2 separate regions of the Homo sapiens genome follow, and region 2 is linked to region 1. A link is an interaction called in ENCODE POLR2A ChIA-PET data of the cell type or tissue named here. Cell type or tissue: PC-9. All regions are shown on one strand.

The links. ChIA-PET counts read pairs that join two places held together with the same protein. Peaks named below come from ENCODE experiments on the same cell type or tissue, not always from the same donor. Only the 100,000 strongest peaks of a DNase experiment are listed, where the experiment ranks them.
Region 2: POLR2A ChIA-PET joins it to region 1 with 8 read pairs; 16 of 35 experiments call an interaction of 5 or more read pairs at or near these places.

The regions. Positions count from the first base shown.
Region 1 is chr7:77,347,913-77,350,412 of GRCh38, reverse strand. GSAP (gamma-secretase activating protein) reads left to right here. Exons shown (of 31, transcript NM_017439.4): 19 at 1,009-1,062. Among named protein-coding and RNA genes, the nearest start is that of GSAP, 67 kb to the left of the region's middle. RefSeq lists an enhancer at 1,806-2,380. In PC-9, no CTCF peak of the experiment used is centred here; no DNase peak of the experiment used is centred here.
Region 2 is chr7:77,426,991-77,429,490 of GRCh38, reverse strand. No RefSeq gene overlaps it. Among named protein-coding and RNA genes, the nearest start is that of GSAP, 12 kb to the right of the region's middle. RefSeq lists an enhancer at 1,623-2,319. In PC-9, no CTCF peak of the experiment used is centred here; a DNase peak (open chromatin) is centred at 1,270; H3K4me3 peaks cover 437 bases; H3K27ac peaks cover 2,381 bases.

The DNA.
Region 1 (2,500 bases):
AGTTTTAGGGTACATGTGCACAATGTGCAGGTTAGTTACATATGTATACATGTGCCATGCTGGTGTGCTGCACCCATTAACTCGTCATTTAGCATTAGGTATATCTCCTAATGCTATCCCTCCCCCCTCCCCCCACCCCACAACAGTCCCCAGAGTGTGATGTTCCCCTTCCTGTGTCCGTGTGTTCTCATTGTTCAGTTCCCATCTATGAGTGAGAACATGCAGTGTTTGGTTTTTTGTCCTTGCGATAGTTTACTGAGAATGATGATTTCCAATTTCATCCATGTCCCTACAAAGGACATGAACTCATCATTTTTTATGGCTGCATAGTATTCCATGGTGTTGTATATGTGCCACATTTTCTTAATCCAGTCTATCATTGTTGGACATTTGGGTTGGTTCCAAGTCTTTGCTATTGTGAATAATGCCGCAATAAACATACGTGTGCATGTGTCTTTATAGCAGCATGATTTATAGTCCTTTGGGTATGGGGGGCTCCTACCTCTGAAATTACAGAGGACAATGAGGTACAGAAAAATTACCCAGTCAAGTCATGCAAGAATCCTGTTAGTCTTGATTCCTTCTAGTGAGGTAGGGGCCAACTATAATACATTTAAGTGAAAGAAGAGAGAGGAAGGAGTATTGATAATGAAACATTTCCCCTTTATCGTTACATTTGGTGCAAACATAATTTGCCTCATTCGTTCTTTAATAGAAATGTATAAAAATACCCTATTTGCTCTCTATTTCTTTGTAATAGTCTTTTCCTTTACTTTAGAGACCCTGTCACCTATTATAATTGTGACTTTAAAGAATGTGTCCTTTCCTGAGGCAAGAGATAGGCTATATTCACTGTTATTTATGCCCTCCAAGGTTTATTTAAAGTAGAGGTTAGAAGCTGGAAGCTGCCCTCAGCTTCTGTCTGTGCAGAAAACACTCCCTGAAAGCTTGAGCTAGTGGTAGTTCATACACTGAGCAGCTGTGTGTGTGTGTTTTTCCCCACTATAGGAAATTCCTGGAATAACTCTTGTGACAGAAGACATTGCATTGCCTCTTATGAAGGTAGGTCCCTTACAGCAAGAAACAAAAGTACAGATACATGACTAAAGCTCTGCTGCCTGAGTATTATGGTGGTTCCAAAAGGGATTGCAAATTGGCAGGGGAGGGGAGGGCAAGGCAGTAGGGTGGGTTTTCTGGAGAATCCTTCCTACATGGGTGAGTGATCACTGAGTATGGTATTATGGCAATTCTCAGGAATGCTCTTTGAAGGAAGTTTCCTGAAGATAGGAGAGAATTACGGTGCTCAACTTAAACCTTCCAGAACCAGCACTTGCCACTGTACCTCAGAACAGGCTGTACTGGGGGAGGTCTTGTAGATGATCTTTAGAGAGGCTGGTAGCTGCTTTTACTTTATTTGCACTATTACTCCCTCAAAATGAGCTTGCGCACGTGCACGTGCACACACACACACACACAGAATTTCCAGTCTTAAAACCATTAAGTAATGTGGGCTAGGATTATCTAATTTCCTTCTGGTTGTAAAAACAGCTTTTTTGTTTCTCAGGAGTGATCTGTATTGGCCCACTATGTGGTCTTCATCAACCTCTGAACATTAAGCTGTAGCTGTTAGTGTCTTTCTGCAACCTGGTGGCTTCACAATAGTTTTGGAGTACCATAGGAGAATGGGGTGGAGTGAGTAGAAAAGGATATGTATGTAGTTAAAACTAGGGGGAGTGTTTTAGCACAGTTTCCTTGAAGCTCCTTTGTTGTTTTTGGCATTTAGCATTGCCTCCTGTTAATCATAGCTTGAGGTAGACTGGGAAATCTCAACTTCTGGCAGCAGGGAGCTCAGGGTGCTGACGCCTTTTATTTCCATTTGATTCTTTTGTATCTGTGAAGGGCAGGCCGGGCCTGGACAGCTGGGGGAAGGCTGTGGCATTTTAGGTCACAGTGATTCACTGGGGGCAAGAGAGGGTAGATCGGGGGCCAGGTTAGTGGTTCTAGGTTTTGGTCCTAAGAAGAATCCCTTAAAAATAGACTGATGATCTGTGTTTCCAGGCAAAAGCATGGGACTACTGTGAAGTCCTACTAACATATGAAGATGAAGAGAAAAGAAAGGTTTTATTAATAGTTTAAAAGGTGTTTTAAAAGATTCCACCCATTCATTTTATTTATTGTTTATTGTTTCTGCCTTTTCTACTAGTCTTACCAAATCCATAATGTGTTTTTATTTATTTATTTTTAGAGATGGGGTCTCTCTTTGTTGCCCAGGCTGGAGTGCAGTGGCATGATCATAGCTCACTATAATCTCTAATTCCTGGGCTCAAGCAATCCTCCCGTCTCAGCCTCCTGAGTGGTTGGTACTACAGTCATGAGCCACCATACCCATCCAGTTTCTTATTTTTTCTTATTTTTTTTTTTTTTTGTAGAGATGGGGTCTTGCTATGTTGCCAGGATGATCTCAATCTACTGGCCTCAAGTCATCCTCCTGCCTTAGCCT
Region 2 (2,500 bases), 79 kb before region 1:
TGCTTATGACCAAAAAAAGGTTTTTGTGTAAAGCCTGGCAAGTCACTTAGACTTCTTTAATTGATAAGTCTTCCTAAAGATTTAAAAGAAAATCAAGTCAATTTACATAATCCCTACAATGTCTACCGTTAATTATGTAAGAGGCGAGGCTGTCCCAGATATATAAGGTACGTCAGTTTCTTCCAAAATGTCGTTTTACCTATTATTAAGTTTTCATTGTCTCTCAAGGTGGAAAGCAACAGCTGTTTCCTGAAAATTGCTAAAATTGCATGAACAGTGTGGGAAGCAGGAAACATGCAACAAATACTTCTAAACTCAGAGATCCAGAATGAGATGGTTCCTATCTTCTTCAGTTCCGCAGCACTCATCCTTGACTTCCCATTGTGAAATGAACGACAAATGTTGGTTAAATGCCTACGATGTGCTGGGCTAGTGGTTCTCAAGTGTGGTTCAGCATCATCAACATCAGCATCACGTGGGAACTTGTTAGAGACGCAAATCAGAAGCTGTGGGGTGGAGCCTAGCAATCAGTGTTTTAATAAGCCCTCTATACAAGTGCCTCTTAGAATTGGCATTCCACAGGGTGATAGCAAGGTTGGGACGGGCGGGCCAGCCTGTGGGCAGTACGGGGAGTGGCTGATCACAAACAGCGCAAAGCTTATCCCACCAACTCGTTAGAGGGTGCTTCTCTTTCTGAGCCAGTTCAGGACTTGTATCTTGGAGGAGAAACTCCTCCTCTGGGATTCAGAGCTCATTCCAGATAAATGCTCAAATAGGAGATATTCTAACTTGTGGTTCATATTTTGTGCCAGCCATGAAAGCAAAGCTTCTCTCTATTGCTCTTGTAGCCCTCAATTTCGGAGCTTGAGCCTATCTCCAAGATGGAAAAACAAGGGACAGGAGGCCTAAAAAGGATTTGATCTCTATCATTACCATCTCTCATCTCACTTACCCTTCCCACTACTTTCCCCCATTTTCCTCTTGACCTCCCTGTGCCCAGAATGCTCACTCGAGAACTTGGGAGAGGTGAACAAGGGAGGGTGAGACGTGAGCTAGAGATGGCTGAGAGACAAGATGCTCCAGGGCAGTCCCCACATCCCCCGTTAACCTGCGTGCTTCCCATTCCAAGGGATGACATGCACCTTAGCTACCCTTAACTACACCCCAATCACTCCCTCTCCTCAGACAAAAAGCAATTCCAGGAAATAGAAGTTAGTTTTCACTTAAACAGGATGTGACTATGATGTATGTTTCAATTTCAGCTGGTGGTGACCTGGCTTCTAATAGGAACCCACATCCCCCAGTCCTTGGCGGAGAATGCCTGACAGTGTGGCCAGATTCCTGAGGTTTATGACCTTGTGACCCACAGAGCATTTCAGTCCTCTTCACTCAGCCTAGCAGGCAGATTTGGGGACTAATCATACTGGGAGTCACTATTTCCTGCAAGAAACCTTCCCTTAGGAAGCTTTGTAACATTTCTTTGCAATATCAAAGAGAGACTGAGAGACAGCAAGCTTTAATTTTCACCTGTGACTTAAAATTAATATGTAAATATAGGAAGGAGAAAGAGGAAACTGCGTGGATGGAATGACCTGAGACATCTGGGTCTTTATTCATTCCAATATTATTTTATGAGATTACTATTCAGCTACATACATGAAAGAGACTTCTGAATGGCAGACAGGGCAGAAGGCTTGACTTACCTAGATTGCATATAATCAGTATGTAAGGAGTTAGGATTTTTCTAACAGTAAAAGCAATCTTGACTAAGGCATTTGAAGCAAAAGTTAACACTACCTGAATCTTAGATCAAATAGAAGGGTTTACCCCAGAGAACTATCAAGCATTTTTTTCCAGAGATCTGTGGGGAAACCTACAATTTGATTTTTGAGGGTAAGTTGGGGAGTAGAGGAGAGTTTCTGAAAACTCTCCCTACTATTTCCTGTTTTATTTTTTGAGACGGAGTCTTGCTCTGTCACCAGGCTGGAGTGCAGTTGCACAATCTTGGCTCACTGTAACCTCCGTCTCCCGGGTTCAAGCAATTCTCCTGCCCCAGCCTCCCAAGTAGCTGGGACTACAGGCACGTGCCAAAACACCCAGCTAATTTTTGTATTTTTAGTAGAGACAGAGTTTCACCATGTTGGCCAGGATGGTCTCGATCTCTTGACCTTGTGAGCCACCTGTCTCAGCCTCCCAAAGCGCTGGGATTACAGGCGTGAGCCACCGCGCCCAGCCTATTTCTTCATCCTTAATTCTATTTTCCTGGTTCACTTTGTAGAATTTGCTACACAGGATGTCTTTCACTGTTAAAATTTTCATGTTTCCTTGGTTACTAGGTTGCAGTTTTCTCCTAAGCCCCTCTGTCTCTCTGCATATGAACTTGGTGACAGGGATTGGGAAGTGAATTTTTTTGATGATCTTATTGCTACTGTAGTTAAGAATCAGCACTGTTAAGCAAATGGGGCCTTGGGGATCATAGTTCAACTTCTTTTATTTTACA